2 separate regions of the Homo sapiens genome follow, and region 1 is linked to region 2. The links are chromatin loops, found by intact Hi-C in ENCODE. Cell type or tissue: sigmoid colon. All regions are shown on one strand. Region 1 holds the start of LOC105374534 (a long non-coding RNA gene). Region 2 holds the start of LGI2 (leucine rich repeat LGI family member 2).

What was found. A loop is a pair of places that touch in the nucleus more often than their neighbours do. Peaks named below come from ENCODE experiments on the same cell type or tissue, not always from the same donor. Only the 100,000 strongest peaks of a DNase experiment are listed, where the experiment ranks them.
Region 1: it touches region 2 in a loop (2.6-fold over the local background); 2 of 110 quality-filtered maps call a loop at or near these places.

What each region holds. Positions count from the first base shown.
Region 1 is chr4:25,108,535-25,116,534 of GRCh38, reverse strand. It overlaps LOC105374534 (a long non-coding RNA gene), which reads left to right and starts at 3,724. Exons shown (of 4, transcript XR_925488.2): 1 at 3,724-5,122; 2 at 5,206-5,427; 3 at 7,246-8,000. In sigmoid colon, no CTCF peak of the experiment used is centred here; DNase peaks (open chromatin) are centred at 3,543 and 3,884.
Region 2 is chr4:25,026,913-25,034,912 of GRCh38, reverse strand. It overlaps LGI2 (leucine rich repeat LGI family member 2), which reads left to right and starts at 3,967. Exons shown (of 8, transcript NM_018176.4): 1 at 3,967-4,416; 2 at 6,335-6,406; 3 at 7,974-8,000. The coding sequence starts at 4,220. It overlaps LOC124900684 (a long non-coding RNA gene), which reads right to left and starts at 4,805. Exons shown (of 2, transcript XR_007058083.1): 1 at 4,680-4,805. In sigmoid colon, no CTCF peak of the experiment used is centred here; DNase peaks (open chromatin) are centred at 3,482, 3,592 and 3,882; H3K4me3 peaks cover 2,023 bases.

The DNA.
Region 1 (8,000 bases), 82 kb before region 2:
CCTATCTTTATTAAATCCTATTCGTTCTGATAAAGAAAGAAAACTGAGCCTGGAACTCTCTTCAGAGCGCTTGGCTTCAGTGGCCTTTTTGGAGGTGGCCACTCGCTCCCCTTCTCTTTTCTCCTGCCTGACTTGCACTGTTGGATTCATTTCTTTGTCTTAAGGCTTTTTAAGTCCTGTTAAACGCAGATGCCTCAGGAAATAGATAACTGCTATTTATCCTTATTCGTTGGTGACATCTTACTTTGGATGTATTTATCAGATGTTTCCCTAAGAGTGGGCTTTTTGTTAAAAAAAAAAACACACTTTTTATTATAGAAACTTTCAAGCATATACCAAAAAATATGATGACGCCTAGTATCCATTAATCAGCTTTGGCACATACCAAGTCCAGTTTTGTTTCACCTACAGCACCAGCCAGTCCTCCCCTCTATCACTTTAAGCAAATCTCATCATCATTTCTGGGTGTAGCTCACATTTCAATATGGGTCACCAAAGGAAAGGAGTCATTTTTGTTTTTTAAGTCACAATACCATTATCACACCTGAAAAATTTAACAATAATGTCTTGATGTTGTAAAATATGCTGTCGGTTTCATTTCTGTAATGACCTTCCTTTTACCCGTTAGTCAGGATGCAAATAAGATCCTAAGGGTAGATTTTAGTGGAAAAAGGGTAAGAGGAGGGAATCAGGAAGCATTAGGAACCAGTGACAATTACAGAAGTGCAGAGAGGGGAGATTGAAAGTACTTGAGACAGTGTTTTCATTTTGTTTTTTTTTTTAAAACAACTTTCCCCTGGGTTAATAAAACTGGATTTACAGGAGATGTTTATGCCTCCACACAGGCTCCCAAAGGTCTTTCAGGATGCTGGAGAAATTATAATTTGACAAGCTTCAAGTTTTGCTGGTTATCGTGAGAAATGGACTTGAGTCCACATTGGTGTGTAATAATTCACTTTCAATGCCAACTTTCCCAATGTGAGGCTTTAAGTTAGAACCCCAAATAGGATTAGTTCTGTAATATGCTGGTGGTGGGGTGGTAATTGTTGTAGCTATATAGAGCTAACTTTTATTCTAAAATGGATTGAAGACAAAGCAAGCTATGCTGGGTTCCCGCTAGCCAGGCTCAATGAGCCGAGAAGGCAGAGCGCCATCTCAAAACCAGTGTTCAAAGGAAAGGGGGGCAGAGAGGCACCCCCGGGGTGGAGCAGAGGAGCTGACTGTGGTGCTCCTGGTGGAAGAGTCTCTGATGCGCTTCATGGATCACATGAGAGAGATGAAGGAGCTTTCTGGGAGAACTTGGAGCTTCTGACCAGATCAGAAGCTGAGAGAGGTCTATTCCCACTCCTCCTTCCAAAAAACTTGGTCATGGGCAATCAGTGGGGCCTTTACACCACAGTGGCAGAAGATACTTTTAGTTAGAAAACTCTCAGACAAACCAAAACAAACCTTACGTTGGAGACATTAACCTGGAAATGTAAGATCCAGAGTCCCTAGGAATCCATTAGTCTTATGAAATTCCCCATTTTAGCTCTCCCAGGTAATAAAGCAGATTCTGAGAATGGCAACCCAAAACCACACAGCCCCTTCAGGACGGTACTGAGGCAGGTCTCAGGCTGCAGCCAGCCACAGGCCCATGACGGCCAGGGGCAGGTCTGAAGGAGGTAGGGAAACCTTTTGCAAGACAAAAAGTTGATCCAGAAAACGTTTTCCCAGTTTTTGGATCAACTTTTCTTTTTTTCCCCCTATAAATTGCATCGATTTCTTCAGTTTCCAGTGCCTCTCACCACATCCAGTTGATGTGCTGTTCCGTCCTTGCCTGGTGACTCAGACCTTCCTGGGATGGGAGAGGTGGGGGTGGTGGCAAGCAGGAGCATTTGAACAGTAATCCCTGCTAACTTTTCTTGAAGGCCAGTAAAAACACTCATCAATTTTTATCTTCTAATTAAAAGCAAATGATCATTGTCTATTTTCCATTTATTCCCATCTATTTGCAATAAGTGTATTTTGGGCCAACTTGGTTTATGCTGTTCCCAGGGAAAAAAAAGTAAAACCCACAACCAACCAAACTGCTTTATAGATCCATCCCCATGGAGCCCAGAGCTTCCTAGGCATGAAATTGACTGACGCACACAGAGGCAGCAGGTGTGGGGCCACATGCCACTTGCCGCCTTTTTTTTTAGTGTGTGTTTATAATCAGTAAATGGCTGTAGATGTTTAAATGGTTGCCTAATACTGATGGAGAGCGGATGCCATTATAACTTGAACTTGTATTGCCATGCAGATGGTGGAAATAAACATCCAATTCTGCACAGAGTTTTGTTTGTTTCTCACTTTTAAAAGATCAGCTGAGTGTCAGGCATCCATGGTGCCAGCAGGGGGGCTGCGCCTGTGGGTGGGGAGCGATAGGAAAGCTGGGCTGCTGTCGGGTTCAGATTGGCTTTTGTGCTGACAGTCAAAAACAGCAGGTTCCCCTGTAAGTGGGAGGGGGTTCATGGCAGCAGTGGACTCCACCCCGGAGTTACCAGGCAGCAGCTCCAAATACCCCTTCACAAAATCAAAATGTGTCTCCACAAAACTTAGCTCTCGGGCTCTGCTGCCTCTCACCCTTCTCCATCGTAGAAGGATTCCAGCCCTAACCATGCCTGCTGGAACTCTTGCTACACCTTCTTTTCTTTCTCCCTTCTCTTTCTTAAACACCTTGAAAAATGGAGCTGGTTGGACACAGTGGTGACAACATCTGATTCGGTTTCACCCTCCTAGCGTCTCCTGTCTGTCCCTCGAATGCCCATTGGTCTCCTACATTTTGCGGGACCTTAGCAAATATTTCTTGAACAAATGATCAACTGATTTGTTCACACTCTAGAAATAACCAACAGGGTTTAATGATAGCCTAGTCCAGAAATATTTGTTTTAACAGATTTGGAATAATCACAGAAATGAATCTCCGTGAAATTTTGCAAATCAGTGAGCAGAAAAGAGCAGAGTGAATTTGGGGACAGGGAAGTCTTCCTAGTACCTTAAAATTGCCTCATGGAGGAAGCCCACACCTTGGGAAGAAGCCCAAACCTGGGAATGCCCTGCAAGCCATTTCTCTGGGACAGTGACACTGGCCCCAAATGTAAATGTTTTAAGAGATGAATCCATGCTTCAGGGTCAAAGAATATGCTCCATGGGGGAGCAAGGGGCACAGGGTTTATGACAAAGGCCATTCCCAACAGGCTTGGTCTGTTTTATTAATGAATCCTGCAAAAGCAAGGCAAACCCGCCCCCACCTCCTCCAGTTGGCTTCTTTCCTTTATACCAGCCCTCTTTCTCTGAATCATTTCCATTTCTGTAGAGTGCTTTCTGGATTACAAAATGCTTTCATGTACATTATTTTGTTTTCATCTTCTGACAGTTTTAGGAGCCAGGCAGGGCATGATGATTATCCTTATTTTGCAGTTAAGCCCCAGAGAAGTTTGGTGATTTCCATGGCTTGTCTTGTCTGGCGTCATTCTGAGGGTAAGGTCTGGAAACCCTGACGCTCACAGTTCTGATGCCAGCCTTGGAGCTTTCTTGGAACATTAAAACATGGGGTAGGAGCCTTTGCTTTAGAGCGGGGGTGGTCAGCAAACTTTTTCTGTAAAGGGCCAGGCAGTAAATATTTTAGGCTTTGCTGGCCGTACCATTTCTGTTGCAACTACTCGAAAGCAGCAGCAATCTGTAAATGAATGGGCATGGCAGTGTCCCAATAAAACTTTATTTATGGACACTGACATTTGAAATTCATATAATTTTCACGAGTCGTGAAATATTCTTCTTTGGTCCTTTCCCCCCCGCCCCACCAATCCTCTAAAAGTGTAAGAACTATTCTCAGCTCATGGGCCATGCAAAAATAGGCAGCTGGTTGGATCTCACTTGTGGGCTGTGGTTTGCCAACCCTCCTTTAGAGCTGGTTCTGCTGTTTATCAAGTGTGTAATCTTGGATAGGTTCCCTGGATAAACCTCAGTGTCCTCAGCTACAAGACGCGAAAAGTAAGGAGGAGTTCCTCCGTCAGGGACTGGGGGATGCGATGGAGTAACTGTGAAGTGTTTAGCATGATACTTACGTAGATCACTCTTGGGAGTGGGAGGTGTCATGATAAGATGATGCTGAGTCCCTTGAAGTTGTTTGTCCTCCCAAAATATACTGATAGGGGGTGCTTGTCACTGTGTAACAACCTCAGCCTTTTTTGCACTTGGTGCTAGTGAAAAGTTGAGGGAAAATCCAACCATGCCCACAGGACAGAAATACTTTTTTTTTTTTTAAACCAAAGAAAAGCCTTTTTACAAAATAGCAACTCATCAGGGAAAAGAAATGTCCGAACTAAATGAGAGCAGGCTGCACGTTGGACCTGCTGACATGAAGCCAGGGCAAGGTGCTTCCCCACTCTGGCCTGCGTTTCCTCCTCTGCATAAGGAGAATTTTGGATTTGGTCCTCTCCCGGGTCAGTCCACCTCTAACACTCTGTCATGCCAGGTGATAACCAAAATATCTAGATCCAGCATTCATGTCTGCAATGTTCTTGCTTTGCTAGCAAGGCCCCTGCCACCAAGAGGAGATCACACGTTTTCTAGATGTCCTTTTTTACCTCCCCACAGGGTCACTGGGGCTTCCCTGTAGGTGAGGTCCTTGGGCAAGTCTACCTCTCTACACCTCAGTTTCCTCATCTGTGAAATGGGGATAATAACAATGGTCTCAACAGCACGGGGTTGAGGGGAAAACGAAATAGGATGCTAGGTGCAAAGTGCATAGCATGGGACAAGAACTTTGCCAAAGTCAACGAAGAGCTCAGTGTTCTGCATTGGTGCCCGCCTCCATGCTCAGGTCCTCAAGAGACCCGTGACGGTCTTCCCTTGATCTTGGCTTTGGTGTTGGTGATGGCGGTAAGGAATCATCTAGTAGCCAAGTAGGACCTTTTATTCCTGAGGACTAATGAGACTGTGAACTTTGTGAATCCTCCACTCCTAGCAGCCAGAAGACTCAGCCCAGGCCAGAGGTCGTGGTCTGTGGGGCTCTGGTGGTCAGCAGAAGAGGCCAGGATAGAGCGAGACGGACAATGACCACGAGCACAGAAAGCTGCAGAGGAGCAGGATCCAGGTAGGAGCCAGAGTCTGTCCACTCAGCATGTGTGAACCTGGCCTAGATTTGCCCAAATCCAGCTCCCTGCTCTCCCCTTTCAGAAGCAGAAGCTTGTGACTTGGCACCTGTTTCCGGAACCCACTATGGCCCAACCTTCTCAGAAGATTTTGCACCTTGAGCCAAAGAGGATGCAGGGCTCTTGGGACCCAAGAGCCTGAGTAGGGCTTCTGCCCTCCCTCTCCGGCCTGAAGTTTCCCATTCATCAGCTGGAACCTTCACACCTGCCCAGAGGACTGCTGACTCGCACTGACGGTGGCCACAAGGTGACAGCTTGTGTCCTGTGGGGGTAGATGGTGATAACCATCTGGTAACCAAGCAGATGAAGTCCTGGGGTGATGAAATCTTAGGAAGTAAAGAAGATTGGTCTTGTCCTTAGCTATCCTCACTCCTTTGGAGCAAGCCCCCAAAGTCCCTGCCACAGCAGGCCCTGGGCATGGAAGGGATGACTGATGACAGTGTCATTGTCAAGGATGGGTATGCCAAGGATGGAAGAGTGGCTGCTTCTGCCTTGCACCATTCCCCTCTCCTGAGCCAGCCTCCTTCCTACCTTTTGACTCCCTCTCAGGCAGTAGTCACAGCCTTCTAGAGACAAAGCTGGCGCAAATCACAGGTCAGCTGGCCTGCAGGGCAGTGGGAACCCCCAGGGCGTGGGTGGAAAGGGCAGAGGCGGGCTGGACCATTTATCTATCTGTCTGAGAGTTACTGAGCACTGGCCAGAGACTGCTCATTTCTTCTCAATATTTCCTCCTGTCCCTTAGAATCCTGACTTTAACTGGGAATAATGCTGCCCTTCCCGGTGGGAATAACACTGCCCTTCCCAGTGGGATAAGCTTCCTAGCTGATGTAACCATGCATTAAGGTTAGGCCAATGAGATGTAAACTGAATTATTGTATAGAACTGCTAGAAATTTTCGCCAAAAAAAACTGGTATGCCTTTTTATGCCTCTTTGTGCCTTTTTGTTCCTGACACAGAATTCAGATGTGATGGCTGCAGCTTAAGCAGCCATCATGGACCATGAAGTAGACACACTAAACCTGCTGCAGGAGCAAGATGGAAGGAGTCTGGACCTCTGACAATGACAGTTTCACAAAACTTTTCCTGGGGTGTACGCCTCCAGACACCTCTTATTCCTGAGAGGCAGATAAACTGCTCCCTTTTAAAGCCACTGTTGTTTTGAGTTGATCTGTTACACATAGTCAAACCTGATCCAAACTCAAAAATAAAAGAAAAAGCAAAAAAACCTGATCCAAACTGATTCAAGTCCCTGCTGTGTGACAGACACTCTTCGAGGTTGTGGTGACCCAGCAGTGAGGATAGGATGGTCACCAGCACAGTGACCATAGTGCCTGCCCTGTACAGCCACATTCCAGTGGAGAGAAAGCTATATATGAGGAAACAGTAATTTTATGAAATAATTGGTGGCATGAAATAAAACAGGTGATATTGAGTGAGACACAGTTCTGAGACTGTCTCATTTATTAACTAATCTAATCTTCATATCAATTCTGTGAGGTGGTGACAATTATCATACCCATTTTACAGATGAAAAAGGAGGCCCAGTGGGTAGGTAACGCATAAGGACACATGCCAATGAGCAGAGGAAGCAGCATGTGACTCCCAACACTCAGCCTCCAGAGCTCACCCTCCTAGCAGCTTCCCCAACTGCTTCCATAGCAGGGTAGAGAGAGGAACCACTTCCCAGGAACTGTGGCCTGACCAGTGCTGGGCCCTCTAACTGACATCAGTAGTCTTTTTTTTCTTTTTTTTTTTTCTTTTTTTTTGCCCAGTCTGGAGTGCAATGACGCGATCTCAACTCACTGTAACCTCCACCTCCCAGGCTCAAGCGATTCTCCTACCTCAGCCTCCCAAGTAGCTGGGACTACAGGTGCGCGACACCACACCCGGCTAATTTTTGTATTTTCACTAGAGATGGGGTTTCACCATGTTGGCCAGGCTGGTCTCAAACTCCTGACCTCAAATGATCCGCCCACCTCGGCCTCCCAAAGTGCTGGGATTACAAGCGTGAGCCACCGTGCCTGGTCCTATCCAGTAGTCTTTATAACAACGCTATTCCCTTCAGGTGTGACCTTTCAACATGATGATCCTGGGGCGTGAGACTTAGTGGTGGCTGTCCCCAAGAGCACGCCTGGCAAGAGTACCAGCTGGAAACTGCATGAGCTTTCTGGGATGAGGCATGTGGCCTTTCTTCCATTGCCTTTTATTGGTAACAAGTAAGTCACAAAGGCTGGCTCAGTCTCAGGAGGAGGGGACACAGACTCCCGCCTTTCTCAAATAATGTATAGATTTGTTTAGAACCATCACATGAATCAGTGAGATGTGTGCTCAGTGATGGTCACTGGGTGGGGAGGAAGCAGTCGGAACACAGACATGGTAGCTGGAGCTCAAGCAACCATCTTGGACCATGAGGACTCCACGGACAGACACCAGGAGCCAACAGCACTGCACAGACAATAGTGACCATGCACAGTGAGTAGAATCTCAACCTGACACAGGTGAGTCCTAAGAGCTGAGGAGGCCTTGTGTTGCCCTGGGCATCAATACCAGTGGTCAGTGCTGGCTGGGTCTCCTCCCTGTCTATGAGAGCTCTGTGAGCTGCCGACCACGGCAGCAGCTGACTTGGGAAGCACCAAGGGGCTGGTCCAGGGCAGATGTGCCCAGGCAGGTGGAGGTGTCTGCTTGGGGCAGGGCCAGCCCTGGAGCTACACTGGCCCCTAGGTAGGCCAGGTCGAGTGAGCTGGTGTGATCACCAGTGGGTTGCTTCTAACCATTGACATCTTGGAGAGGGAGGTTTTGAAGTCAACTTTGCTTTATAGA
Region 2 (8,000 bases):
CCTTTGCCTTGGTCTACAAGGTCCTGCATGATTTAGTTTCTTTCTACCTTTCAGACCTCATTTCATCTCTTCCTCTCCCTTATTCTCCATGCTGTGGCCACACTGGCCTGCATTCAGAGCCTTACATGCACTCAGCATGTTCTGGTCCAGGTGACTTCACACATCCCATGCTTTCTGCCTGCTTCGCCCCTCCCTTAGCCTCTGCTTACTGCCCGCAGCCCTCCTGCACTTGCCTGCCCTTCCTCATCTCAAAGCACTCAGCTAAGGTCTCAGACAGGCTTTCATCATCTTGATATGGTTTGGCTGTGTCCCCACCCAAATCTCATCTTTAATTGTAGCTCCCATAATTCCCACATGTTGTGGGAGGGACCTGGTGGGAGATTATTGAATCAGCAGCGTGGTGGTTTCCCCCATAGTGTTCTCGTGTTAGTGAATAAGTCTCACAAGATCTGATGATTTTGTAAGGAGAAACCCCTTTTGCTTGGCTCTCATTTTCTCTTGTCTGCCACCATGTAAGACATGCCTTTCACCTTCCACCATGATTTTGAAGCCTCCCCATGAGGCCATGTGGAACTATGAGTCCATCAAACCTCTTTTTCTTTATAAATTAACCAGTCTCCAGTATGTCTTTATCAGCAGCATGAAAATGGACTAATACACACCTAAATTAGGTCTCCCCTATTCTCTTCCTTCATAGGCTCTATCAAAATTTGCAATTGCATACTCATGTATGCATTCTTTTAATTTAATATCTGTCTGCAATGAAAGTGGGGATCATGTCTGTCTTGGTCATTGTTTTATTATTGATGCCCAGCACATAGTAGGTTCTCAGTTAATACTGACAGAATTAACTGACAAGTAGCTGAACATGAGGGTACATGAACACATGAATGAATGCCATTTTGAGCTGCCAACACATGGAGTCATATAAAGTAGAACCGGTTTGAGACTTTAGAGAAGGCCACTCAAGCCTACGCCATTTCAGCCACTGTAGGAACGTGTGTTATTCATGTCATAAAGACATAGCTTGAGTAAGTTTACGTCTCAACAAGGATTTTTACAAAGATTTTTCAAAAACTCTTGCTATTTCCTGAAACAGATTGTGTCTCTCTGATTGTCTATTAAGTTTTTTTTTAAACTGCTGAGGAACTTGGAACCACACCAAAGTAATCTGCATTTCCATTTTTATATTTTAATTTATAAACTGCGCCTTATAATTTACAAGCACTCACTTACTTAGTGTCTCTAGCAGAGCCGAAACAAATACTAACTCTGCCAGCTATGCTACTCTGGCCTACTTTCTGCACCATTCCTATCAGGAACTTTTTAGTTTTTTGGGGTGGAGAGGGTGGGCTGGAGCTAGCTCTAGCTGTTGGAAGTTAAGGTTAGGAACAATGATGATATGTCACATTTATTTAGGAAAGGGTGCAGAAGGGCTCTTTATCCCCATTTTATAGATGAAAAAATAGAAGCTAGAGATGGGAATAACATGACCAAGAAGGTTTGCTTGTGATTGATGAACCTGACTTACAATCTGCATCTCTGGAATTCCTCATGCCAAGGGTCTTTCCAGAACACTAAGCCAGGCTCTCTCAACCTTGGCTCTAGCAACATTTTGACCTGGATCATTCTTGCTGAGTACTGCAAGATGTTTAGTAGCGTCCCCAGCCTCTACACATTAGACGCCAGGGGCACCCACCCCAAATATCTCCACACATGGCCAAGTGTCCCCTGAATTACCCGCAATTGAGAACCACAACACAAGACAGTGACTCTGATTACAATGGAAGGACAGAAGTCAGGAAAACCCATCTCCCTCCATAGTCCTCTCTCCGTCACTTACCTACAATCTAGTCACATAGAACTCTGCTCAAACGCCCAGTGCCTCCTTTGTGGTATTAAATGCTTTACTTTCTTGATCTCATTTAACCCCCAAATGTGGTTACAACAACCTCTTGTTTACAGGTGAAGAAATGGAGGTTTAGAAAGATCACAGCTTGCACAGCAGTAAGTGGCAGGCTGGGATTACACAATTACACATCAGTAAGTGGTAGGCTGGGATGCAAACCCCAACCTGTCTAGTCCTGAGGCCAGCATTTAGCTATGCCACCCTGCCCCCAGGCTCTCACTCAGAGGTGAGAAATAGATTTTCTTTTCCTGGGTCAGCAGGGAGTGCTCTGTTTGAGAAGCCTCCGTTCCTCTGCTCTATAAAGCAGTAGCCCATCCCTCTTAAGGGAAACATCTTTCAGGTGCACAGCACACACATCCACGATTGTGGGTCTGCATGTCTGTCGCCCTCCCAGGCTGTGGTCTGTGTCCTCAGCCCCTAACACTGGGGCTTGCTGAGTAAAGTATTTGTAAATGCATGCCCACACAGCAGCGAGGGTTAGACACAGCAGCCAGTTGTGGAGTATGATCTCCCTGGCCATGTCCTGTGTGATCTTGGACAAGATAAAAACTTCTCTGAGCTCAATGTTCCCATCCATAAAATGGGAGGACCCATTTCTCAGGACAGATGCAAGAATTAAATGATGATAAATGCAGGCTGGTTTGTACTGATGCCAGGTGCTTTTTACATAGTCACCAGCAGGGAATGTCTAACTCCCTCCATGAAGTTGCCTACGCAAAGCTCTCTTTCAATTCCTGAACCTCTTTTGGTCAGTCTGTGACCCCCTTGTAGCCAGTGGAGTTGCTCTTTTAGGGTTGTCTGTCCAGCTAGACTTTTAGCTCCCTGAGGACAGGAGCTGTTCCTTTGTTCCCTCCCACAGCAGCCAGCCTGATACCGTCCTCATGGATCTTGTCAATGGATCACCAACAATAATTGCTGAAGAAGCAATAGTATGATTCCTACTTTTGCATTCGATACTGACTTTTCTGAGTAGGTTTTAGCATCTGGCATGCTTTTCCTTGGTTTGCAGCTCGACAGTCGTGCTGTGATTCCCTTCTCCCAGCAGTTCAGGTTATTAGCCATTACTTTGTTTCCGCTTTGGTCATTTTCTTTGATTTCCTCAGCCGCACATTACCTGTGTTAAGATTTCCGCTCATTGCTTCAAACTTAAGGAGTTGAAGAGGGGCTCAGGAGGGCCCAGTTAAGGTAGCCCTTCAAGGCTCCGAGCCCCATCCTGCCCAGCCAGGAGCTGCTGGACCATCAGCCAGTCAGGATGCTTTCTGGGCGTCAGCAGCCTCATCAATAAATTAAGGATATAAGTAGGACCTGCCTCAAAAGGTTAGAAGATTAAAAGTACAGTGGCTAGAATGTATCACACCCTCAATCTCTACAAACCCTCCTCTGACTGGGGCGGGTGGGGTGACCCGTGGGCAGCTGAGCGAGGGGAAACTTTCCCGGGCTTTCCAGCTCTTTAGCAGGCAGCAGGCAGGGCCCAGAGCGCCGGGCGTGCAGGCTGCAGCGGCTTTGCTTCCCCACGTTCCTCCCATGGGAGGACTGGCTGGCTTCAGTAACCCCTGGTGCTGTGGGAGCGAGAGCCAGACCTCACTGCCCCACCGCAGAAGACAAGCAAAGCCATCCTCGCTGACCCTACCGGCAGCATGCACTTCAAAATTAATAAAGGCTGCTCCAAAGTCTCTCCTCTTCAAAGCACCCAGGGCTGCCTCCCTCCCCAGTAATCAAGCCGGTTCTCCACACTCCCCGCTCCGACTTTATTGATTTGCCTGAAAGGAACCCAGTGCCCTCCCCAGATTATACCCCTGGAGGTATTGCAGGCATCGGATCCTCCACCGCTCAGTCAGGCCCCGACGGGGGTCTCCGCCAGGCTTGGCCCCTCCCCCAAGGTCACCCAACTTTTCCCTCTGTCCCCGCGCCCGGCCCGGGGCGAGAGGGGGTGGCGAGGTGGGGGCCGGGTGGGGCGCCACGGGGCCGGCGCTGGCCCCCTCCCCCGCGGGGCGGGCCCCGCCATGCATTATTCATTGGCCAGAGCCGGGCTGCGGGCGCGAGTGCTGATGTCAGGCAGGCGCGAGTGCGGCGGGCGCAGCGGCGGCGGCCGCCCAGCAGCCCGGGCTCGGGTGGGGGGGCGCCGAGTGGGGGTGGCGGCCAGCATGCTGCTCGGCTGCGGCTCGGCCTCCCACACCCGCGGCTCCCTAGTCCTCGCCAGCAGCGGCGGCGGCAGAGCAGCGAGCGGCGCCCGCGTCTGCAGCGGCGCCGGGTCCGAGCGCGCGGCGCGGCGGTGGGGGTCGGGGCCCGGGCGGGGAGCGGGGACCGGGCATGGCGCTGCGGAGAGGCGGCTGCGGAGCGCTCGGGCTGCTGCTGCTGCTGCTGGGCGCCGCGTGCCTGATACCGCGGAGCGCGCAGGTGAGGCGGCTGGCGCGCTGCCCCGCCACTTGCAGCTGTACCAAGGAGTCTATCATCTGCGTGGGCTCTTCCTGGGTGCCCAGGATCGTGCCGGGCGACATCAGCTCCCTGTGAGTGGGACCCCTCCAGCCCCCATCCCGTCCCGCCCCACCCTGCGTCCGCCGCCGCGAGGGAGTTGCCTCTGGCGCCGGGCCAGCGCGACCCTGACCCACTCCCCAGGCCCCTTCTTTGCCTTTGTGTGGGGGACGTGGGTGGAGTGTTGGCCCCCGGGGAGGACGGTGAGGACCTGAGCCCCAGAATCTGGGAACCCAGACAGGTTCCTGTGGCAGCGTTTCTCAGAGTGTGGCCCACGGGCCACCTGCATCAGACTCACCTGGGGAAGCTTGTGCCAATGCAGAATCCAGCTGCTCTGAAGCAGTCTTTGGAGTGGAGTCCTGGAGTGTGCGTTTGACGTCCCCGGGAGACTCAAGGGTGCATTAAAGTTTGAGAGGGCGTGTGCGTGTGTGTGTGTGTGTTTGCGGGTTGGAGTTGTGTGTGTAGGGGCGTGCATAGGAGCAGCTGAACACGACCTGACTGAGTGCAAACTGGGCAGGGTGAGGCCTCACTGCCCCACATCAGGTCTGGGGCGAATGTTCACCCCGTGGCCTCCTCCCGACTTCTCCACATTGCAGGTTGCAAAAAGTCGAGGTCAAGGCATGCAGGCTCTGGGAGGGGAGGGGCCGCCCCCCGTGGCCTAGAAGAGGGGTAACAGAAGGCTGGGCAGAGGTTTGGGGCATGTTGGGCGCCTAGCCCAGTGGCCAAGTGCTTTGAAGTCAGCCTTCTTGCCCTGAGGTCAGGAGGGCTTCTTGCCCCCTTTCTCCATCACACAGTTGTGTTGGCTGCTTTTTCAGCAGGAGGAACTGACAGGAAAGGGCTTCACATTAGGTATCCACCTGCCGAGAGGTGCTTTCATCCTGCCCTCACCTGGCCACTCAAGCCAAATGACCAGCTCTCACAAGGGCGGTGGAAGGGGCTGTTGGGCTGTATCTTTACTGCTAGGACATGTTTCCTGCTAAGACCACTCTCTTGTTCCAGGCCAAGATGCCTGGGTGCCCAGTCAGTGGTGGAGGCAGGGAATCCCCGGGGTGACGTTGCTTGTGCTCAAGATACTTTCTTGTGTCCAGTGCTTCCCAGCCTCCCACCCAAGGCAAATTGTAGGGGCCTGGACCCAGGAGTGAGGGGGTTCCCATTTGCATTTATAGAAAGTCAGAAGAGTTTGGCTGGTGGGAACAGAGGACCTTTTTGATTCTTAATATTGCTAAGTCGGGTGACATGGAGGATTCCAGAAATTAGAGTTCCCCTTATTAAATCCTTCAGACCAGCAGCTGCTTAAGTGATCTGCATGCCAACTGAAAGGAATTCTGAAATAATGTATTCAGATCCTGCTGTGGCCAGAAAGGATGGGGGCCTGGGGGCAGAAATAAAGCCAAGCATCTTGCCTCCTGGTTGACCGTTTTATCTGGCAGATGGTACTGCCTCTCCCCACACAGGGGAGTTCAGGTGTCTGTGAGTTTTTCCCCAGGGCTTTCATGTTGCATTTAATCAGGAGTGCTCTGTCTTTCAGAGATGGGGTCCCAAGAGGAATGCTTAATCCTACCCCAGCATTTCATAGGCCAACACAACGCTGTGTCTACACAAACAGAATCATGGGCAGAGGTGAAGCGATTATCCATTTTCAGGCAAGGACCTCCTGTAGTTAAGAAAAGGAAGTGAAGGGATTGATTTAAACTGACCGAGATAATGTCTGTGGAAGGAGCTGATGGTAAAGGTTTCTGTTATTCAGACTAGTCTTCATATTGATCTGATTCATTGGGAAGTGGCTTGTCTCTTCTTATTCCTACCCCGGGGAAGATCCTGGGCAACTGTGCTATGCCTCACTCCTGAGAGTCAGGGTTTGAAGTACAGGTGGAGGCAGAGTTTGATTACCCACCCTGCATGGCACTTCCTAAAAGAAACCTAGGCCTACTTTTGTTCATCTTTTGCCCGTAGGAGCCTGGTAAATGGGACGTTTTCAGAAATCAAGGACCGAATGTTTTCCCATCTGCCTTCTCTGCAGCTGCTGTGAGTATGGGAAGTTCCCTCTGCACAATGGGGGGCCCTGAGGTGCCATCCTTGGAGGGCCGTCTCTGCCTCTTTGGTATCAGCCCTTCCTAAAGTACCCCAGCTCCGTGAGGAGACCGTGGCTGCCTCTTGGTGTTAATTTACCCTGTGATGTCCCCAGCAAAGCACTGAGGCTCCCTGCTCAGCTCTTTCCTTAGTTCGATACCTGTTTTCTTCAGAGACTTTATTGTAGATCCCAACACCCAGATCTAGTAAATGGGGAGGTAATTGCATTGACTCATGACCTGAAAGTCACCTAAATGCACTGTTTCCCAAACACCTCAGTTTAAAAGAAAACTTCATTTTAAAATCTTAATGTTACTCTGGAAATAGGAGTGTTTCTAGTTTGCTGAGAACTTAAACCAGTCAGGCAGCATCCTATGAACTTACGTGCGTAATTTTATTTCATCATCACTTCATCGGTATGATGAAGGCATGCTTATGATCCCATTTGATAGATAAGGAAACTGAGGTTCAGGGAACTTAACTAACTTGTCCCAAATCAGAGCCAGATTCTAGTCCAGGGCCAAAAGCCCACACTCCTAACTATTCCTCATCCCATCTCCTCTCTGTGAGCAATGCTCAAGTCCCTGTGGTGATGCTCATGTTGTGCCCTGTAACCCAGGCTGGGTAATGTGTGCTGATGAAAACAAATGTCCAAAAAGTAGTTTTCAAAAGCAATCCAGTGACAGGCAAAGTAAGAGTACACACCTCATTCTCTTGATCTGTGTTGGTTTCTTAAATTTGAGATGAGACTGAAATTAAAACAAGCAATGTGCTATAGAAAAATTTGGATAAATGGAATATAGGAGAGCACTATTCATCCTCAATAAACATACTCTTGATACTTTTGTTCTTGAAATCTTATATGCCTACTTTTAACATTACACTTAACATTTTAAAATCTGAGGCCTCTTAGAAATTGCAGTGCTATTAAAATATACTTTTCATATAATAGAAATACAATTTTAGGTATTCTTTTGCCAGTAGACTTGGGTGATGACTCAAATAGAAAACTACGTAGTAACAGTCTCCTGAAAGTTTCTTAAACAAACTTTTTTTTTTTTTTTTTTAACTATTGTTATGGGTCCAGCTGCATGACTTTGGTCAAGTCACTTAGCTTCTCTGGGCTTTTATTTTCGTAAAAATAGATTTGGATTAGATCTTTTTAGATCTCTAATTTTATGATTGCTTGTGTACCATAAAGCATTCACTGGCTGTTTAGTCGTGCTGAGCATTATAATGTTTTAAAGTCACAGCTATCAGATCATATTTACTGAGACACACAGGGAAGAAAGGAGTAGAGTTCTGGAGAGGACAAGAAAATCTGGTCAAAAGGAATCCACTTGCCATCGTCTCTAAGAGCAGGCTGTGAGAATCAGGTTTTTGACAACAAAATGTGGTCTCCTTAGGCTAAGAAGAGCTCATGTTTGCCCACAGATCAAAACGTAGCAAAGGAAAGAGAAATGGCTTTACCATGTGACTCAAGTTTTACATCTCTCCATTGGAATCTGTCTCTTACTTTCAGATTGCTGAATTCTAACTCATTCACGAT